Regions from separate parts of the Mus musculus genome. Here region 1 is linked to region 2. A link is a loop called in an ENCODE intact Hi-C map of the cell type or tissue named here. Cell type or tissue: gastrocnemius. All regions are shown on one strand. Links, peaks and the distances in the headings refer to the core of each region. The heading gives the core; the rest is flanking DNA. Region 1 overlaps Itsn1 (intersectin 1 (SH3 domain protein 1A)). Region 2 holds the start of Cryzl1 (crystallin, zeta (quinone reductase)-like 1).

What was found. Peaks named below come from ENCODE experiments on the same cell type or tissue, not always from the same donor. Only the 100,000 strongest peaks of a DNase experiment are listed, where the experiment ranks them.
Region 1: a loop joins it to region 2, with 3 times the contacts of the local background. A loop is called at or near these places in 13 of 42 quality-filtered maps.

Annotation. Positions count from the first base shown.
Region 1 is chr16:91,878,447-91,889,648 of GRCm38, reverse strand. It overlaps Itsn1 (intersectin 1 (SH3 domain protein 1A)), which reads right to left. Exons shown (of 39, transcript NM_010587.2): 29 at 2,128-2,249; 30 at 425-531. Among named protein-coding and RNA genes, the nearest start is that of Gm52262, 20 kb to the left of the region's middle. In gastrocnemius, for the core only: CTCF peaks have their summits at 3,601 (motif pointing right) and 5,283; DNase peaks (open chromatin) are centred at 5,806, 7,372, 8,580, 9,642 and 3 more places; H3K4me3 peaks cover 684 bases; H3K27ac peaks cover 1,419 bases.
Region 2 is chr16:91,718,173-91,729,374 of GRCm38, reverse strand. It overlaps Cryzl1 (crystallin, zeta (quinone reductase)-like 1), which reads left to right and starts at 573. Exons shown (of 13, transcript NM_133679.2): 1 at 573-817. It overlaps Gm46543 (a long non-coding RNA gene), which reads right to left and starts at 5,071. Exons shown (of 3, transcript XR_001781880.2): 1 at 4,797-5,071; 2 at 4,612-4,702; 3 at 794-856. Itsn1 (intersectin 1 (SH3 domain protein 1A)) reads right to left here and starts at 4. Exons shown (of 39, transcript NM_010587.2): 1 at 1-4. In gastrocnemius, for the core only: a CTCF peak has its summit at 4,928 (motif pointing left); DNase peaks (open chromatin) are centred at 2,240 and 4,929; H3K4me3 peaks cover 106 bases.

The DNA.
Region 1 (11,202 bases), core at 1,893-9,892, 160 kb before region 2:
CAATTGTAAGGACCCTCCTGAGATAATCTGCTCACATTGGTGGAGAGTCATCCCGCACTCTCACACTCTCAAGAGACAGAGAGCCACTGCTGGGAACCCAGGTCCAAGGCTAGACCCTGGGGCTGGAACTGCCCACCCCCAAGGATGGAGCCAGAATTGTCCCAGTTCAGGAAATTCTGGAGCCACAGTCAGGACAGGAACCTGTGTCCACGCGCAGTTCACTCTCCGCTGTGAGAAATCCACAGCGTATCTCTGGAAGGAATGAGAGCCCAGGAGGAGGATGGCGATGAAGAGCAGGTGGGAGTGAGGTGGGGAAAGAAAGACACGTGGGTGGCATGCATGAGGAGCACAGAGAGACCACACAGAGGTGCTGGCACACATGCCACAGAGGGGCAGCATCCTTGGTTAGAGGGGAAAAGCTTACTTCAGCAGTTTGATATTACACATGATCAGCTCCTTCCAGTTAACAAAAATCATAGCAACCTCTTTTTCTGTCAGCAGCTCAGACTCCGTCAGGGGTTTCTGAAAGATCTACAGGTGTAGAAAACGAAGCCGTTCAGAAAGCAGACAGTTAGCTCAACATACCACACACACACACACACACACACACACTCACACACACACACAACTACGTGCATACTTGGGTTTGTTTAGCACAAGGGAGAGAACTGGAGACAGCACCTTCTCCTGGACGGACAAGTGCTTGACAAGGGGAGTCCAGGCGAACCTCTGAGGAGGAAGCTTGGCTCCACCGACAGGAAGCTAGGATGCTACTAGATCATCAAGCGTGCAAGTGGGACTACCTCACCTGCCCACTCTGAGGAAGGGGCCCAAGAGGACAGGAGAGCTTGAGAAAGTCTACGGAGATGTGTGACACCTTCTTTACAACCCGACAAGCCATGGGTCTGAGGGAGGCAACCACAAAGCTAGCACTGAACTTGAAGCAGGTGGGTCCTGAGAGGACAATGCTTCCCTCTTCCTGGGCTCTGTTAAATAAACACCCTTTTCCCAAGCTCTGGGTGGGTGAGCATATAGCTCAAAGCTGATCACAGACCTCAGTGGGACTCCATGGGGCTGGCCCCTTGCCCACAAGGCAGTCCTTGGCACCTGGGGCAGAGGCTCCTCTGAAATTCTTTGGGCACAGGAACGTGGCCTGTTTGTGGCTGATCCTTGGGAGCCTTGTTCTGCACAAGTTGCCAATCTGATGGTGAACTGGGTAATGTCTGCCCCGGCTGCCACATGGAAGTAGGTGACACTCATACCTCACACATTGACCATACATGTAATAGCAGGCAGACGTCTTGAGACAACATAATTGGGGAAACCCTTGTGGACTAGCATTTTTAGCCTGAAACTCCCATAACACCAAAGAGGCAATCACTCTCCCTCCTGGGTGTGTAGGCGACATTACAGTTTCATGGCATTCGTGAGGGTACCAGTTTACAAACCGTGACAGGGACTTTTCATGTTGAAGGTGACTCTCTCAGGTCTTGCTCTGTAAACCTACCTCCTGACATGGTCACTCTCACTGCGTGTGGGTTCAAAGGTTACTTCTCTTTAGCGAGGATCACAAACTCCGTTTCATCCTTTCAGACAGAGTGTCAAGACCTTTACTGGCTCCCCACAAGGGCAGCCCATCCCAGGCCAGCAACCTGACAGAGCCCCGGGGAACATGTCTTCATGTCCAGCCCTAACGGTGGATTTTTCAAGAGCTTATGGGACACAAGAAGTAACTCAAGAGACTTGTGTGCAGCTAGCTGTTGTCCTCAGGAGCCAACACTAAGGTCTGGGGTGTCATGTGACTAGCTAGATGACACCAATCAGTTGGTGGCCGAGCTAAAACTCAAGAGTCCCAAATCATAACCCAAAGGCATCTCTCTGTTAGTCATTAGCTTGGGACGTGTGAGCTCTTGGCCTCGGCTCCGGTAAGAACTGCCTCTCTGTCTCACATGGTGGCTGTGTGGGAAAAAAACGTGAGCATGTCCTCTCAGGGTAAAACCCCCTGTGTTATTCCCCATACACCAGAGTCTGCCCAAGGCTCAGAGACAGGGCATGGCGCCCTCAGCAGGGCCTCCACCTCTTGCCATCCCCGCAGGCCCAACCCCAGCCTCCCAGGGCTGCTGGTACCTCTGTGACCAGCTGCAAGTCGTTCACGTAGTTCTCCTCCGTGACAATGAGTTCATGGATGTAGCCTTGCCGCTTCCTCTCAGTCGGGGTCAGCATATCTAAGAGATGCAGGTCTGAGCACCCTGCAAGACACAACCATTTAGGAGAACTTTTAGTCCGAGGCTGGGGAAGCCCACAGCTCCACAGCGAAGACTCCCGAAGGTCCTTGTGACTATGGAGGTGGCACCATGGTCTCATCAGCTTGGGGTTGTGGGTTGAGTTGTAGAAACAGGAGTGGCACAGCCCGGCGTAGAGACCCCACACATCACTGTCAATTCCAGAAGCAGAAAAGCAGCACAGAGCACCCAGAAGGGGGACCATTCTGCTCGCACCCCGACTTCGGACTTTCTACTCTGGAACTGTAAGGGGATAAATCCCCCTTGTGTTACACCATAAAGTTTGTGGTCATAAATCCAAGTAGCAAACACATGCTCCATCAGAAGCACGGAAAGGGTTAAATGACCCGCTAACACCCACCAGAGCTCCCACGCCAGCCACTGTTTCGGGAGCTGACCGCTGCCTTGAGTGGTTCTCAAAATTTCCAGAATCATCTTCATGATACAGACAAGGAAACCAGGGCTCAGAGAGGCCAGCTCGCCCCTGGTCCTCCTGTCCACAGTGGTAAGGAACGGAGAGTCCAAGAGAGTCCAGAGGCCGTGCATGGTCTCTAGACCCTATGTCCACAGCAGGCTTCTTTCAGGTATGTGGTTATCCGGAGACCAGCTTTTAGAGTCTACAGTAACTGTGCCAAGGCTCTTGGTGGATATGAAGACCAGGCAGATGCGTGCAGACATGACCGGGAAGACTCTTCAGGCGAGGACGCTGTGGGGTACTCGTGGAAGCTGAGCAGTAGGCCTCAAGCAAATTGGAAAGCCCTGCCAGCCGCAGGCAGCTCCCACGAGGCCTTTGTAGAGGCCGAGGCTGCTGGAAGGGAAGGCCCTTAGCTGCCCTGAGCTAGGCTAGCTCTCTGTTCACTTAGCTTCTTATTTGGAGTTCTGTTCACACAGGACCTTTGTGACTTATCAGTGCAGACACCCTGCCGCAGATGCTCAGATTTTCAGTAACAGTCCATGAGTAGGGCTGGTCCCCCCCCCTTTTTTTTTTTTTACATAAAAGTGGTCCCCCCGGGGGCTGGTGAGATGGCTCAGCGGTTAAGAGTGCTGACTGCTCTTCCAAAGGTCCTGAGTTAAAATCCCAGCAACCACATGGTGGTTCACAACCATCTATAACAAAATCTGATGCTATCTTCTGGAGTGTCTGAAGACAGCCACAGTGTACTTACATATAATAAATAAATAAATATTTAAACAAATTTTAAATAATAAAAAAGTGGTCCCCCACATATACTTTTTTTTTTTTATTAGATGATCTTTATTTAATTACAGAACTTGAATTTGTAAAATACATATGCTGAGAGGTGGGGGTGTGCCTTCCTGCCACTTGTCACAAGGGGGCGCAATAGAACACTGTGACTTCTTCCTCCCGCCCTCCCCCCTCCCACTCATCCCCTCCCTCCCCCACCCCCCACCCCCGACCACATTCGCCCTTGCAGCACCTGCAAATGCTCTGGGTCTGTAAACAAATGACCAGAACTTCGCCAAGTAGCCTTTCTCTGGGAGAGGGAGGGGCCCAGGGCACTGCGATTTAACACACCCTCCACGCCCTCCAGTGAATCCTCAGTGAGAAAGCTCCTGGGGCCTACCAAGGGCTCCTCAGGGATTCCTCCCTCGCACACGGGGCTTGTCTGGGTTGAGGACTGAGAGAGTCTTACATACAGCTACCTAACGAGAATTATCCGTCAAGGGAATCGTGGTATCAGATCTTGGTGAACTGGTCTCAGCTTCCAGACTTCCTAGAGTTACAGTGGTAGGTTTTGCTCCCTCCCCTTTCTGCACCATTCGGTTTGTTTCTCATTGGGATGGAACAGCCCAGGGTAGCCAAGACGGTGCCAGGAAACCGGCGGGAATTAAGCTATCGTTATAGAAACGCTCTCCACGCCTTCCCATCCACCACTGAGCCTGACCTCAAAGCTGCAAGGTGAGTTAGACTCCATAGCCTGCACTTGTCTCTAAACTTGGGCTCAGTCACACAGATGGCTCAGCCTGCTATGGCGCCTTCTCAAACATCTGTCTTAGCAATGCCCCCCAGAAGGAAGCCAGATCCAAAAGTCCCCCAGCAGCCGGGTGAGCGCAGGGTTCTGGGATGCCGAGACTCCTCCCACTCACTCCACTTCTTTATCCTTTAACCTTTCTTTTTGAGAAAGTCACCTAGGAAACGCTTGAGCTGTGGAAGGCATATTCAGTCCCTGCCCTATTTTAATCCATTGTCCTAAGGGTGAATCCAAGAACCCGGGACTCGGGCCATTTCTTGTTCAATAGCTAAATGTGGCCCCAGCATTTGTGGCTGGGTCCCTCGTGGACACAGTCCCCGTGCTTCCAGTGTTCTCCTGCCCGCAGGGATAGGAGAACTCTTGCACAGTGCTCAGCACCAACATCAACAGTGGGCCAGCAAGTCTCACAAATGTCCCGTTACATCACGGTCCCCTTGGGGCAGCTGTTGGGCCCTGTGGGCTCTTGTACCCAGCTATAAAAAGCCCTATGCACTATACGAAATACCCACACACATTTTGCATACAATTTTTTGGCTTCAGAAGCCTGTTTGCAAGCTGAGAGTGGTGGCGCACACCTTTAATCCCAGCACTCGGGAGGCAGAGGCAGGCAGATTTCTGAGTTCGAGGCCAGCCTGGTCTACAGAGTGAGTTCCAGGGCAGCCAGGGCTACACAGAGAAACCCTGTCTCAAAAAAACAAACAAACAAACAAATGCCTGTGTGCTGCCTCATTTCTTCCTTTGGTGATTTTGTGATCTTCGCCATGGCTGTGCTGAGTCGTGCTGCACTGCAGGATGAAGGCAGGTGCCGGCCTTCCAGGGTCCATCTCAGACCTTGGAGATGCAAAGGTTTGACACTGGAAGTGGTGTCTCCTCTAGTGAAAGGTTCCCCTGCTGAACACACTGCTGCCTCCTAGGCTGAAGCTGAAGCTGACACTGCTATTTCTCTCCGCTCCCCAGGTAGTGCTGGCCCTTCAGGCTGAAGGTGGTGTTGCGCACCCTGCAGGTTGAAGGTGGTACTGCACCCCAAGCTGGAGGTGGTGCTGCACCCCACATGTGGGCTAAAGGTTCTACTGTTCCCACCCCAAGGCTGAAGATAGTACTCTGTCGTTCCCCCCCAGGCTGAAGGTGGTATTTGTATACACACACACACACACACACACACACATACACGGGTCACGGTGGTATTGTCCCCCCACAGGCTAAAGGTCATATTGCCCCTACAAGGCTGATGGTTGTACTGTTTGCCCAGGCTGAAGGTGACACTGCCCCTCTCCAAGTTAATGTCATCCTCATAGTACATCGGGAAGTTACTGCATCCCACCCGCAAGGCTGAGTGTATTCCTGTTCTAACAAGAAAGCAAAGGCTGGAATTGTCAGGTTGGCCCAGGAGTAATGGACTAAAATACACAGGACAGAGAGCCCTCACCACCTGCCAAGAGTCCCTGCTGAGAAATGCCAACTGCTTTCTACAACAAGGGAGTCATGACCAGAAGACACAAGGATGACTGAGAAACTGGAATGAGGTCCTGTTGGGAGAGATGCCTGCCTCTTTGGGATTCTGGAGGCTCCTCTGGGTACAAGTTCTGGAGAACAGCAGGAGGTGCAGGAACATGGCTCAGGGCCAGCTCTGGATGCACTTGAGGGCTGCGGTACACCTTGCCCTAGACAGAGCAGCCTTTGGATGTACACAGCACCCAACCGAGAACTGAGACCCCAGGGAAGCTTGCAGGTTTGAGCTGTTAGCCCCAGAATCCTAAGCTATGCAAGTCTAACTCAAGCAAGCCTTCCTGAAGATGTGAAATGGCCACGCTGGCCCCTGGACCTAGAACCCAGTTAAAGGCAAAGATTTTGTGAGGTTTGTCTCCACGTCACACAGTAACCACATTGGCTTTAGATTCATTCATTCTTTCTTTCTTTCTTTCTTTCTTTCTTTCTTTCTTTCTTTCTTTCTTTCTTTTTAATTCTTTAAACTGACCCTGGGATACCATGAAGATGATTTCCAGACCCAGAGAACCATGAAAGACTTGAAAAAAGTATTCTAACCTCCCCAAATATCCTTTGTTTGAAAAAAAAGTAGTATTTAGAAAAAAACAAGAGGTTTAAAAATCCTCCATTATTCAAAGCAGGGGAACTGGAAAAGTCATTCGATTTAAAAGTTTTCTTTAGGGGGTGTAAAGGTTGTGGCCGCTCCCTTGGGTATCAGGATGCAGGAAGCTTGGCCCAGGGAAAGATGAAGGACAAAGTGTAGTGAATGATTTTCTATGGCCACGGAGCAGGGATGGAGGGTGACTCAAAACTAAAATTGGCCCACAGCTGAAATAATATTGCAAGGACTCCAAAAAGTTAAAAAGCAACCCGCCCCCCATTAAAGCCACAGGAAATTCCTATATAGGCTCCCAAGTTTATATAGTCTCCTTAAATATACTTAAGAGAGGGGACAAGGCTGTAATTTTCTTTTGGAAGGACCAGACTTGGAAAATATCTCAGCCCTAAAAGGTCATCAAATCCCCCTAAACCGTCATGGACATACTTGACCAGCAGAACTGAAATCCTCTCTATTACAAACAATACATAGCCTACAGATACTGTAGAATTTCAAAGAATTCAGAAGTTCTTAGGGAGGGGGGGAAAGACTCTCCTCTCTTCAATGAAACTTGAAACCTGAATTAGCTCCCACAGCCGCTAAACACTGAGGGAAATAAATAAACATGCCTGGTTTCTGTTATGAAGAAGCCAAAGAATATAATAAGTTAGTCAATGACTATTACGTTTCTAGGAAGTCGAAGGGACACAGAAGTGAGCAGAGACTGTTCTTTTCTTAAGGGAAACCCACAAGTTTAGGGGAGAGCCCTCAGGAAAGGCAGATTAAAAGTATACAAACATGTGGCATTGAAGGAGGGGGGTGCGGGGCTGGGAATGGTTTCCTTGGTGAAGTGTTCGCCTTGCTTGGAGCTGAGTTCACTTCTTAGAACATACATTATAAAGCTAGCATGGAGTCATGCTTACAATCCCAGCACTTGGGGGCGGGACACAAATGGGCAGATTTACGGGGCTTGCTGGCCAGCCAGCCTGGCTTAGCATTTGGCAAGCTCCAGTGTCTCTGAGAAACACAGTCTCAGGAACTACAGTGGACAGCTTCTGAGGAACGAGGCTGAGGTTGACTTCTGAGCATCACAAACTTACACACTCACAATCACACCTGCACACTCACACACACAAAGAATGGGCCAGTCAACAGTGCTGTAGAAGCAGCTAGGTGAACACAGACACTCGTGGGAGACACAGGGCATAGAAAAGGCCATGTTATGGGGGGAAGGGGGTAGCAATGTCCGAACAAACACAGATACAACGAGGAACGGCAGGAGAGCCGTGGAGTGGAGGCCTGGGTGAAGGTTTTCATCTCAAGGGGATGACAGCACAATGCTTCTAGGGACATTCATCCGGAATGGAATCCCTTTTCTAAGTGACTGAATAGGTGTTGATTGGATGCCTGGAGTTCCTGTCTATACAACAGGTGTTGTTAGAGTGGACCTGCATGTGGAAAGTAGGGGTTCTCCAGGACGTTAGTCTCTCTTGCCACGTGAGCTACACTTTTCCTGTCCTAATCAGGCTGGGTTTGATCCTCCTAGGATCCTGATTCTATTAGGAACCAGTCAACATCACAGGCAGAATGCATGTGCGGTGGTCTGTTCTGTAAGAAAAGCGGACGATGCTGTTCATGCCATGTTCTCTGGCTTTATCTCTGTACCACAGCTGTGTTGTGAATCCTCCCTGCCTCCCAGCCAGGAAAGTGTAGACTCTTCCTGCAAGGCATCATCTGTGCTTGGAACCGAAGGCAGCGATGGATGAGACATCTGGGACCTTGTCTTCTGGAGACCCTGGCATCCTGGACTGGTTTCTCTACCCTTGTTGGCTCACAGATGCCTCTGGAAGAGCACAGCTGTGAGACGTCATCAGTTCCCAGGACAGGAGAGCTGTAAATTCTCAGGGTTTGCTTTTGATAAGAAAGCAGGAGCAAGTGTGAGGCCTGTGGTGGGAGGTTGGAGATGCCAAGAAGGGCATCAAAGATGTGGCTGAGCCTTGAGTATCTCACTCTGGCCTGTGTAAGGGACTCATGGTGAGGCATGTTAGCTGGGTCTGTCTGAGAGTGTGCACCCAACCTCCTCACTCAGTTGCAAACCCAAGAAACTCAAAAGCAGCCATAGTTTTTAATTAATATCATCTTCCAAGAAGGGCCATCTGGTCTACCTGGCTTGCCATGGAGCAGTGTAGAAATGGAATTCCTCCAGAGAGAGTCTACTGCTTTGCTGTGACAACGCACGCAGTGAGCAGCACGCCATTCTGGATTTCTGATGGCGGACTCCTGGCACAGGTACCACCACTCTTTATAGTCTGGAATTTTCCTTCGTTCTTGGCTGCATTTGTGTCTCCACACATGCTTCCCTAGCTTTCTGAGCACCCACTTCTGATGTGTCCTATCCCCCAAGATTTTAAGGCTTTCTTAGCAATGGCTGTAAGTAAATCCTTCAGGTATGCAAGGCAAATGAAAGTGTTACAGCAGCACGGGTTGATGTATTCCTATGGGGATCAGATGAAGGAGGCAGTAGCTTTGACCAGAGAGGTCTGGGAAGATTTTGCAGAAGAGGAAGTGTAGACTAATTTTGTTGTTGCTGACATGTTCCTCAATGTTCTCATACTATCCTGCAGAGACGTGGGACTTCAGGGGTAACTAGGGGTGATTATACTCATGGATAGAGCGGTGCTGTTATCTAAGGGCTGGGATACGGATATGAACGTGTGGCAGACACTCTGCTCTTTGGTGTGTGTTCTTTAATTTTTCCATCCATCTGAAATGGGGTGATGCATGAGGAAGACTATACCATACACAGCCCCTGCATCTTGGACATCTCAGCGTCCAAAACTACCAGCAAATAAAAATAATTTATAACTTAGCTACCCACGGGTATTTTGTTTCAGTCTCATGCACTAAGACTCATGGACAAAGAGGATGGTAGGAGCATGGGCGAATGAGACTTAGGTGCTTTGAGCCAGAGGAGTGGGCAGTGGTAAGCAGCAGTGCTGAACCAGACACTGCAGACCCTTGTAGATAACAACTCCATCCTCACCAACAATCCTGTGGACTAGCTACCGTTCCTCACAATGAGAAGGTGAGGAGTCAGAGACACAGAGAGGATAAACAGCTTGATAAAGCCCCGGTTAAGAAACAACAAAGGAAGTAGGACCTACGTCCACATTCTTAGCTGTTATGTCTTTGCCTTGCTGGATGGGTGGTGTTTTTGTGTGTCCCGGTGGCCAGGACCAATCACAGACGGGGTGGCTTGAGAAGCACAAGTTTCCTTCCTCACAGCCCAGGAGGGCGGCCGTCCAAGATCAAGTCAAGGTGTTGGCAGGGTTCTTCTTCTTCATGTGTCCCACAAAAGCTTGCCTCTCTTTTGCACACAAACCCATGGTGTCCATGTGAGGTTTCTTCTTAAAAGGACAGCTGCCATTCTGCTTCATACACCTCAGAGTAGGATCCACTCTGAAGGCCCCAGGGTAACATTTAAATACATCTTTGAAGACGCTATCTCCAAATTCAGTCACATCCTGTGGTCTTCAGGGTTAGAGCTTTGACCTATAAATACTAGGAGACCCTGTTCAGGCCACATCAGAAGGGAAGCTCTAAAGAGAAAAGATGCTCAGATGCCCAGGATGGAGAGGAACAAGAACCAGAAACTACACCTGTCCAAGTGCATGGGACATGAGATTCTGTCTCCACAGCTGCTCAGCTGAAGGCAGCTCAGGGCTGCCACATGGGCAGTCATTCAAAATGTCTCGACAGCTACAACAGCTATGACAGGCTACCTGCACCTCAGAGCCCACTGAAGCCCAGATGTTCTGTTCGGGGGCCTCTGGAGGTTCATGTGAGGCCACATTTTCTCAACTGACCATGCTACCTAACATCTCATTTGATGGCTGGAGCAGTAGAGTCCAGAAAGCTTTGTGTATTTATTTTTTCTATCAGAAATGCTCGCTGGAAACAGAACCATAAAAAGAAACCACCTGTGTTCCCAGGGGGCCCAACATCTTTTCTTCTACCACTTCCTATAAGGTCTATTTGAGTACAATCTTGGTCTTGGAGTTCAGACTTCTAGGAGCTGGCTGCAATAAGTCTGAGTCAAGGTAGTGAGTCTTCTCAAAACAAAACAAAACAAAACAAAAACCAAGCAAACAAAACCAAAACCCCTGGGGCTAGAAAGGTAGCCCAGCAGCTAAGTTGGTTCCTAGCATCCCCATTTGGTGGCTTGTGACCACCTGTAACTCCAGGGGATCCAATGCCTTCTTCTGATATCTACAGGCACCATCCACATATACAGGGCATACACACATACACATAACTAGAAATAAAATCTAAATAAGAGACCCTTGGCTAACCAGCCCACAAGAGGCTGCATGGTGGGGAAGTGCACTTCTCAACCCTGAGGCAATGGCTTCAGAGGGGTCTGGCAACACCCTGGTCCCTGACATACTGACTCCTGCAGAACACAAAAAACACCTCCAACCCCGGACAGCTCCTGTCCCTGTCAGCAGCTCCAGGATCCACCCAGGGATGCTTCTGTGAGGCCGCCACACTTGCGGAGGAGACTAAATACCAAATACACACAGGACCAAGTAGTATGAACACGAGTTAAGTGATCACAAGAATGGAGAGCTCTTCCTGGTTTAGGACCTTTCCACAAAAATGAACCTTTTCCAACTGTGCCACTGTCCCCAGCACAGGCTCTGTGCTGGGTTCTCTGCCACACACAGTGAAGGGAATGACAAGATGGCAGAAGTCGTGGCATGACTATGCTGTAGAAAAAGGGGAGAGAGGAGAGGCAAAGGCCACCACCAACACCACACCTCCTCTGCAGCCCCAAGATGAA
Region 2 (11,202 bases), core at 1,732-9,731:
TCCTTCGCTCCTTCGCTCCCTCACTCCCGCCTAACTCCTCATCTCCCTCCGCCGCCGCCCCTCCGCCCACAGCCTGCCCTCCGCCCCACCCATAGATGGGCGGGGATAACCGCCTGCCAATCGGACGGCGGAGACCACGCCTTCGCTCTCTCCTATGACTCCGCCCACTAGGTGGGCAAAAAAGAAGAAAGGAGCCAAAGGAAATAGAGGTGTACAGAGTGACAACGAGATACACCAATGAAGTAGTTTGGATAGCACCCCCCCACACACACACACTTTTTTCCCCTCCCATCCTTGTCTCGTCCCTTGAAGGCGTAACTAGAGGTTTCTGCTCTATGCGTGCGGAGATTTTGTTTCACGATTTGGCGCTTTGCTCTTTTCTATGCGCGACAGTAGCTAGGATACATTCAACTAAATTGAAGGTTTTGCAGAAAGAGCGTGGGCACGAAAGGCGAAAGACACAAAGACTGAAGAAAGATGGTAGGGGTTACGGTTGGAATGAGGAAGGGTGTGGCCTTTTACTCTAATTTGCATAAAACGGAACCCATCTTGGCAACGCCCAACTTCTCCCATTTATTGGTGGTCCCTGGGGCGGCGACTCGTCTCTCTACGGGAAGCAGCATGCTGGGAGATGTAGTTCCGGGTTCAGTTGCCATGGCGTTCGTCACAGCCTCCCCCAGATCGGTCATCCTGCGGTAGTGACGGGCAGTCTGACCAATGGCAGTACTGTTTGGACCCAAGAAGGCGGGCTCTCTGCAGAAGGACTGGGAAGGTGGCGGCGGCGAAGGCGCTGGCGGTTGAGGTTGCTCCGAGCCAGGTGAGCCAGGGAAGAACGATGTGTGTCTCTGAAATGGGACTTTGGGCGAAAAATGGAGAAACGCCTGAAGGAGCTGTCTAACCCTGGGGAGACTGGTACTTCGCATCACACGCCGACCTCAGAGATGCCCTGGCTCAGGCCTAGCTTGGCCGAGGCCGCCGAGGGGCGGGTAATACTAGATTTGACGGACAGTTCCTGACCCTGGCTAGGTTTTGATTGTAGACTGATCTTTGCTTCTTCCTCCGCGTTTATGGAGGCAAAGGTCTAGAACTGCCTTTCTCCTGGGTTGAGTCCTCCCCGCCCCCAGCTTCTCCCTATCACTGTTTCTGATGCTGTCTCTATTACTACTTCCCTTGTCACCCTTCTTATCCTTCTCTTTGCATTTCCAGTAAGCGGTTTCCTAAAGCAAACAAGGGTGGGTGTTCGCAGTAATGGGGCCTTGGGTCAGGAATTGCCTGCTTCATTGAGCCGGCCATACTTGAGCCATACTAAAGAATTATCCCAGGGTCGTGAGGAGGTGCAGATACTGATTCTGGATTTGGGCCTGGTGGTCTGCATTTGCTTTTTAAAAATTATATATATATATCTATATATGGCATTTTAAACAAACTGCCAAGTATAGCCAGTCCACAGTAGCTGAGTTTTGCATTGCCTGTCCAGGACAGATGTTCTAGGCACCCAGACGCTTTTAGATTTCCTGGGAGCCACATTTGGACAGTGAAGAGACCACGTGAAATTAATTTTACGTTTCTCTTAAACCAGCTTATCCAAATATTATTTCAACCTTTAAAGAAATCAGATATTTAAATGAGACAGTGTATCTGTTGTGCGTTTTACCCTCGCAGCATACCCTCGTACCCTCATCCTAAGGGCACGCCACTCACGTGCGGAGTAGCCACCTGTGGCTATTCGCCGCTCTCCGAATCCAGATGATGCAAGAGACCATTGCACAAACTCAGCAGTGTTAGTCATGTGATTGCCAGCGACATCCCTTTGCTGCTTCAGTACATGGGTTCAGAACTACTTTCACAATACGATACTGAGCTTACAAGAATACCAGGGAAAGTAATATTTATTAAAAAGCCAACTTCCGTAATGTGTGCGCTGTGTACTATACTCACTCAGTCCTTGCAGCAGCCTGCGTCCTATTGCGGGGTCCTGTCTCTTGGGAGTTGTAAATCTTAGGCATCAGCCACTGCAATGTACAATTATTACTGGCTTTTCTAATTAATGTCACCCACGCTTCTGTCTCCACATGTAGAAGGAGATGAGGTGTTCATATTTGAAACAGTGCTCCCCGTGTAAAATCAAGCCGCCCAAGGCTGGAGAGCTGGCTCAGGGTAGGGACACTTGGTACTCTCCCAGAGGACCAGGGCTCGCCACTGTAACCACCTCTGTTACACTAGTTCCAGCGGATCTGAAGCCCTCTCGTGATCCAACGGCACAGGGCACACAGGCAGGGTGCAGACACAGATCCAGCTGCCTGGCCTGGCGTGGTGGTGGCCCATGCCTTTGACTAGTGCTTGAGATGCAGGGGCAGGCAGATCTCTGTGAGTTCAAGGCCACCATGGTTTACAGAGCAAGTTCCACGGCTTCATAGAGAGACCCCACCTCAAAGAAACCAAGATAAAGCTGCCTGGCATCTGTGGTAAAATAATTGTGGTAATTTTATAGTTCTCCATGCTGCTCCATGTTAAGAAGAAAGGTGCAAACCTGATGGAGATTCCTGAGCCTCTGGACCAGAAAGAGTCCTGATTCACTTGTGTGCCTCCCTCAAGGAGGAGGCTGGGAAAAGCTTGAGAACTCGGAAAATGACATGGTTCATTCCAAGAACACATGGGCATTCCCCCTAGTGGTGCAGGCCTGGACTCCCATCCAGTGGATGGGCAGTTCAGGGCCAGCCTAGACAACTTAGTGAGACTGCCTCAAAGTAGTAAAAAAAAAAAAAGAATGAAAGCCCACAGACACAGTGTCTCCTGGTTGTGTTTGTGGCAGACTCTTCTTGTCTCAGTAGCTGGTCCAGGCTGGCTGGCCTCAGCCTCCCCTGCACTGTTGGCTTACTGTAGCCTTTGCAGACCTATGACAACACTGTGCTGAGAACTGTAAATAGACAATGGCAGAGTATAATGCTTCACAAAGTGACTTCCTTCCAGTTTTTATATAATATACTTTACGAGGTTGTTTCCTCTTTCAACTCTTTGTCTTCTGGTAAGGAAGCTCAAGGACATTTTTATTAGAGTTTTGAAAGAAGGCAGTATAGTTTAGGTGAGAATTCTGGCAGCCACTAGGAGGAGAGCCGCAGGATAATTCACGCCTTCTGAGTTAGGCATGGAATACAAACAGAGATGGCAGTCCCAGCAGAGGACGTGGCCTACTGAGCTGAGTGAGGAGCACCAGAAACCTTCATACTAAAATCAAAATTATCATCTGTATTCCACATCTAAATGATTCCTCAGGATCCTATCATGAACTGGCAGATAAGGTCGCCATTTACGTGAGGATGCTGTAATGTTAACAGGTAGAGATTTTCTTACCAGACAAGAGGGGGCCGGGCTAAGAGGTAGAGAAGACACTCAAGTACCTATCTCCATGTTCACATCTCTCCACGCTGAGTGTCCCAGTGTCACGTGACCAGGCTATCTTAACGGAAAGGCTACATTCACCATGTGGCTTCTGCCTTTGGCCCTGGTAGCCCAATTCAGAAAGGTAAATGACAGATTACGTCTCTGTTGCTCTGCATCGTACCATAGTAAATGGCCATGTTGAGTAACAGCATTGGAGATATGGCCTTCCACCTTTCCAGCCAACCTCTCCCACTCCCGAGGGTACTGACAGGGAAATATCTGATGTAAGAAATCCTAGGCATTTTTTATTTTAGTTTATTTAAGAATGTACTGTCTCATTTAAATGTCTGAAACCTAAAATATACAAGCAAAACGAGAGAGACAGCTCAGTGGCTAAATGCCCTGACTGCTCTTCTGAGAACTCTGGGTTCAGTTCCTAGCACCTACGTGGCAGGCTATATGTAGCTCCAGTCCTAGGGGATCCACATTTTATGTATTTTATTTTATTTTCTGGGTGTTTTGCCCTCACGTATTTAAATATTTAACATTTGTGTTGGGTGCCCTCAGATACCAAAAGAGGTCATGAGCTTCTCTTAGAACTAGAATTACAGTGGTTGTGAGCCACCATGCAGGTGCCGGGGATTGAACCTGAGTCCTCCAGGAGAGTAGTCAGTACTCTCAACCACTGAGCCACCTCTTCAGCCCTAAAGCCGTGTACACGCTGAGGTGAAAATCAACTTTATAAAAATCAACGATAATTCACATGGAGGTGGGTGGGAGAAGATATTACATTTTTCTTTTGTGATTTCTAGAACAGGTGTTTGATGGGTGCCTCCCTGCTCACTGGGCACCTGTTGAAAACATCTTGTCCAGATAAAGCAACAGTCCGACGTCTCTGAACACACACACTATCTGCTTGTGTAACTACACTTTTTCTGCCTCTCTCGCAATCTTTAGTTCGCAAGCTGCGTAAAGTGTAGGAATTATGCCACAATGTACACACTCTTCCGTGATGATATTCATAGAGCTGCAGATGGTCAGCCTGCTGAGGTCACACACCTGTCCCAGCCCTTGGGCGATGAAGGCTCAAGGTACAGGAGTTCAAGGTCATTCTTGGCTAGAAGGCAAGTTTGGAACTAGCCTGAACTACCCTCTCAAAAAATAATAATAAAAGAAATTGCCATTATTAGAAGAGACTTTAAAAGCCACCTGGTCCCCTGTCCCACTCACCTGGTGCTGGAATCCCTGTAATGGCATCCAGCCTGTTTCAGTACTTCTAAAGTCAGGCATATAGGAAGCTCTCTGCAAGTTCAAGTGCAACCTGTTAACGTAGTGAGTATCATCAGGTCATTTAGGGCTACACAGCTAGATGTTGTCTTGTAAATACTTAAATTATACAAGGGAAGCATTCTTACAGGGGCAGGAGAGGCAGCTTGGTGGTTAAGTGGACTGACTGCTCTTCTGAGAACCCTGGGCTTAGGTCTCAGCGGCTACATGGCAGGTCCCAGCCATATGTAATTCCAGTCCTAGGGGATCCAGTGCCCTCTTCTGGCCTCCGTAGGCACTGCTTACAAGTGGCACACTACCAGTCACTCACTTGTACATGAATAAGAATTGCAAGAAATCAGTCTTGCTAAATGTGGTGGTGCATGCCTTTAGTCCCGGCATTCTGGAAGCAGAGGCAGGCAGATCTTTGTGAGTTCCAGGCCAGCCAGGGCTACATAGAGAGACCCTGTCAAGTTTTATAACCACACATTATGTGCTGGACTTTCTGTGATGTGTCCATGATGACATCACTATCAGAACATCTCTGCCCGTCCTGTAAAGGAAACCCACTCACTCGTGCATCTGTTGGCTTTGCGAGCGTAGGTAAGGGCTAATGTGCAGAGGTTTGCTTACACTCATTAGTAGATGAGCTCTGTGGGGAGTCGAGGGTAGCAGGAGGTGAGCCAGTGTAGCTCTTGTTGTTACAACAAAAGTGAAGCCACCATCTGAGATCTCTTCCCTTGGCTCTGGAGAAATCCCGGCAGAGGCCTACCTTTATTAGGAACTAGGACTTACAGTTGGGTGCTTAGTGTATGCCAAGGTGTCCCTCTGTTTGCACAGCCGAATCTTTTTTGTTGTTGTTGTTGTTGTTTTGGTTTTTTGGTTTTTTTGAGGCAGGGTTTCTCTGTGTAGCCCTGGCTGTCCTGGAACTCACTCTGTAGACCAAGCTGGCCTCGAACTCAGAAATCTGCCTGCCTCTGCCTCCCAAGTGCTGGGATTAAATGTAAAAATGTCAAATCTGTGTGCTTCTCACAACACATCTTAGCCTACATACCTTTTAAATTTTTTGTTGAATTATTATTATTTTCTTTTCATGTGTCTGGGTGTTTTGCCTGAACGTAGGTCTGCGTCTTTGGAGAGCAGTAGATCTCTTACAACTGTGTCACAGACAGTTGTGAGCCTGAGTGTGGATGCTGGGCACTGAACCCAGGTCCTCTGCAAGAGCAGCCAGAGTGCTTAACCACTAAACCATCTCTCCAGCCCCGCCACCCTACCTTTCTAAACATATTTGATGTCATTGAAAAGTTTTATAAGCTGGATGTGGTAGATCAGGAGTTTCAGGCCAGCTAAGGCTCCAGTTCAAGTTTAGCCTGGGCAACACAGGGGGACTCTATTACCAAAACAAGAGCACATAGAAAGTTTTAACTGTTGTATTAGGGATGTGCTCAGTAGTGCCACACTTACATAGCATGGATGAGGCCCTGGGTTCAAGCCCCGGCACCACAAATAAATAAATTATGTAGTGTTTTTTTGATTTAGCAAAGTTTATATCGAGTCATATAATTTTCCAAATTATATATAACACTCTTAGAAATGAGAGGGCACATCCTCATCTTTAATTGAGCCAGATGTCTAGTTATTGTCTATGTGCAAATATCTCTAAGTTCATTAAAAATCTTAGTGAACTCGAGTCTTTGTTAACCCAGGCCAGTGCCTAAGAAGCCACCTGGGCCTTGACTATCACCCATTCTACAAGACGTTCAGTGCTTAGGGCTCAGAATTCCCATTTTGATGAGGGGTGGAAAGGATGGTAGAAATGTAAATCGAATACTATCGTATGTCGAATACTATACTTCTTGATTTTCTTTTATCTTATACTGATTTACTTACTTTTGAAGTAAATAAATAGTTAAATAAACCAAGCCGCCCCTTTAAGGGCTGGAGAGCGAGGTCAGCACTGAGAGTGCCTGCTGCTCTTGCAAGGCCCTGAGCTCCTTCCCCAGCACATGGCAGGGGTGGGGGGCTCCCAAAGCCTTCCCTCCAGCTCCGGAGGACCCAGTGGCCTCTCTGCCCCATGCAGGCATTCACTCACAGCATAATCTTTCAGTCACATTTGTATTTATTTACCTGTAGTGTGTAGGCATGCACGAGTGCACGCGCGGGTCAGGCCAGCTGAGGAGAGTCAGGTCTCTCCTTCCATCTTGGGGATTATTGTAGGACTGCGTTGTCATGCATGACAGCACGTGCTTTGACCTGCCGAGCCGTCCTCCAAGACACACAGATTATAACAAAAGAAAGGGGGTTTTTTGGTGGTGGTGGTGGTGGTGGTGGTGTTTTTTGTTTTTTGTTTTTTTTTTTTTTTTTGTTTTTCGAGACAGGGTTTCTCTGTATAGCCCTGCCAGTCCTGGAACTCACTCTGTAGACCAAGCTGGCCTCGAACTCAGAAATCTGCCTGCCTCTGCCTCCCAAGTGCTGGAATTAAAGGCATGTGCCACCACACCCAGCCTACGAAAGTATTTTTAAACAATTTTTTTTCTTTATGTTGTAGCTTGGAGAATAGTTTTGATCCTATACAGTTGTTAATAATTAGATTAACTAATCCGTACCTCTCCCCCACCCCCTCTCTCTGAAGAAGATTCTAGGGGGTGCGGAATTGTCTCCCAGGTCTTTGAAACTGATACATTATTGACCCAGGCCACATGTTAGCGGTTCAATAGGCTGAGGAAACAGTGGCTTCTAGAACGACAAAGGGAACTGTTTTGAACTCAGGATGTTAGTATAGACTTGTACCTGGAGAAAAGGCCACAGCAGTAAGTCAGGACTGAATAGGAGCAGAGATTTGTTGAAGTAATAATGCTATCCCTGGGCATGTGCTGCACACCTGTAATGCCAGTACGTCGGAGACAGCCCGGAGGATCCAGAGGTCAAGACCAGGCAAGACCACAAATCAAGACCCTGCCTCAAAACAAATAAACCGAAGCATAGGGAAGGAATTAATGTGCCTAAACAATGGCTGGGGAAGCTCACTCGCGAGGAAGAAAAGTGACCTGGGAGTGTGGAGCTGGTGGGTACACTCCTCCCACCTCGGGTGGCCTGCGAGAGTGGGCAGGTGGAGTACACTCCTCCCACCTAGGGTGGCCTGCAAGAGTGGGCAGGTGGGGTACACTCCTCCCACCTAGGGTGGCCTGCGAGAGTGGGCAGGTGGGGTACACTCCTCCCACCTAGGGTGGCCTGGGAGTGTGGGCAGGTGGGGTACACTCCTCCCACCTCGGGTGGCCTGGGAGTGTGGGCAGGTGGGGTACACTCCTCCCACCTCGGGTGGCCTGGGAGAGTGGGCGGTGGGTGTGCTCCTCCCATTGTGAGGCTGTACAGAGGAGGATCTGGAATGTATGGATTCACTCTGTGCATCAGTGTGTTAGTGCAGCACACTCTCAAGGACTGGGCTGTGCCTAGAAACCCTACAGTAGGGCCAACTACGTGCTAAGTCAACTGACTCCATCAAACAGGTTCTTGCTGAGACACTGTGGGTGGAATAAGGTAGAACAGCGATATGCACTCAGCCTAGAAAGCTGGGCAGACGCTGAAAGACGCAAGTGGGAGATGCGTGCTATGTCTGTTTAAGTTCTTCTCCCCTCATGGTTCAATGTGTGTCTGCGCGCACACACACACACACACACACTGATAAAGGGCTGCTGTTAGCCATGGTTTTCACCGTCTTGACATACATACTACATACTTTAAGTCCATGTCTTAAAGGCGTGCCTGTGGTTAGTTTCTGCATTTGATTTTCTCATCCTAGAGAGCAGTAACTATTACTCAGCTACTCAATACAACTCTTTTATAGAGATCCATTTAGGGCCACAGAGGTCCTGGCACCCAGAGCTGGCTTCATGAGCATGACAGCTATGCCGGTCGCTGGGCCTCTTGTTCAGAGGACCTACGCATGGCTTGAGAGCTGCTATTGTGAACTCTCAGAAATTCCAGTAATTTACAAAGAAGGCATCCCACTTCTCTCTCTCTCTCTCTCTCTCTCTCTCTCTCTCTCTCTCTCTCATTCTCTCTCTTGCTCTCTCTCTCTTTTTCTTTTTGGCTTTGGTACCTACAGATTAAAACAACAGATCTATCTGCAACTGAATAGTCAGTCCCACCGGAGAAAGTTTTGTAGTTCCAGGTGAGTGTATCCTAGCAGTAGCTCAGTAGAAAAATCACTCCTGTGACAGTTCTAAGTAACGACTGCCGAGGCTCCAGCCCAGCTGGTACTGTGCGCTTAGTGACTTAACCCCTGGTACTGTGTGCTTAGTGACTTAACCCCTGTAAGGTACAGTTTCCATGGTTCCTGTTACCTCCCTGCTAGGTGGATGGAGGTGCAGCTTCCTCATCCATTCAGTAAATGTAAAAAGGATACACAGAAATGTTCTGAACATGGCTGTTGTCAGCCACAAGCTGTAAACTTTCCCAGCGTGAATTGCAACATTGCTATCCTGAAGTAAATAAACAGCGGTGCGAAAGCCTAGACCCGGCTATCAGCAGCAACAGCAGAGTGGGGCCCAGGAACATCACATCAGGAGAAACTATGCAAAGACAGCACCGTGCAATCTCCTTTCTGTGTACTTCGAAAGGAGCCTGTTTGTCTGTCTGTTAAAATTGAGGCTGTTTCATATCCTTAGGGGAAGGAAGGTCACAACCTGACCGAGGCACTTAGAGCTTCAGAAGGTGGGGTGCGGCTCCTGCTGGGACAGGAGCACATGCATGCACTCCCTCCCCACTGGGCGAACTCTACTTTAGGGGTCTGCACGCGCCTGTGTATATTTCTGTAAAGTTTACACTTTGGAAAATTCAATGGTCTAGGCAGGTGGGTCAGACCTGTACCCTACCTCTCTACCTCTCTGGAAGCCAAGGCAGCGGAACCCCCGGAACTCAAGGCCAGGAACTCAGTCTTGGCCACAGGGAGTTCCGGACCCACCTGGGATGCAGTTTGCAAAACAACAAAGAATTGTGAGATCCTTAAAGGTAGTTGAAGAACTTCCCAGGCTATCACCAGCTGGAAATATTTCCATTAAAAAGACTGCGGAGAGCGCTCAGTGGGCAAAGAGTCTGCTGTCCGAGGGTGAAGGCTGGAGTCTGGGTGAAGTCATCCCTGGGCAGGTGGTCCTGGGTTCTATAAGAGCAGGCTGAGCAAGCCATGAGGAGCAAGCCAGTAAGCAGCACCCCTCCATGGCCTCTGCATCAGCTCCTGCCTCCAGGTTCCTGCCCTGCTTGAGTCCCTCAGTGATGGACTATGATATACAAGTGTAAGCCAGATAAACCCTTTCCTCCCCAACAATACAGAATGGTTAGGCCATGGCTCCTGGCAAAGGAAGATAGCCAATGCCATCCTCTGGACACACAGACACACACGCAAACTCACACATGCAAACATGCATGAACACATACCATGTACACATACACTGCAAAGGGGGGGGGGGTTATAGAGGACCTGGAGGCTCAGCAGTGAAGTGCTTCTTTGGATCCTCAACATGCATGTGAAAAATAAGCCAATCATAGCCACAAACACGTGTAATTGCAGCACCAGGGAGACAGAAACAGGAGGAGCTACGGGGGTATCTAAGTCAGGATTACGGTCACTGTTATGAAACACCAAGACCAAAAGCAACTTGGGGAGGAAAGAGTTTATCTGGCTTACACTTGTATATCATAGTCCATCACTGAGGGACTCAAGCAGGGCAGGAACCTGGAGGCAGGAGCTGATGCAGAGGCCATGGAGGGGTGCTGCTTACTGGCTTGCTCCTCATGGCTTGCTCAGCCTGCTCTTATAGAACCCAGGACCACCTGCCCAGGAATGACTCCACCCACAATGGGCGGGGCCGCCCCATGGATCACTAACTAAGAAAATGCCCTTCAGGCTTGCCTACAGCCCCATCTTATGGAAGCATTTTCTCCATTGAGGTTCCTTTCTCTACAGTGTATCCAGCACAAGGGTGCTCATTGGCCAGCTAGTTTAGATGAATTGGTGAGCTCCAGGTTTGATAAGGTGGCTGGGCTACAAACCTTTAATTCCAGAACTCATAGAGCAGAAGCAAGTGGATCTCTGAGTTCAAAGCCAGCCAAAGCTTTATAGTAAGACCCTGACCCCCCCCCCCCAAATATAAATAAGATGGAGAGAAGAAGAAACAGTGTCAGCCTGTGGCCTTTGAATGCATGCACACATGTGCATGCCCATCCTTACATATAACACACATGCATATTCAAACCAAAACAGTTTTTTAATTAAAAAATAAAAGGGGGTACTGAGGAGATGGCTCAGCAGTGAAGAGCAATGGCTGCTTTCAGGGGACCCTGTGTTCTTCCCAGCACCCACATGGTAGCTTACAACCATCTGTAGCTCCACTCAGAGGCTCCTTTCCAGCCTTTCCAGGCACAAGGCACACAGGTACTACACATACACGTGTACAAGCACAACACTCATCACATAAATAAACCTAAAAACGTTTCATTAAAAAAGAAAAACTAGAAAGGCTTATAGGGTTTGGACACGGCACACCCTGTAATCCCTGA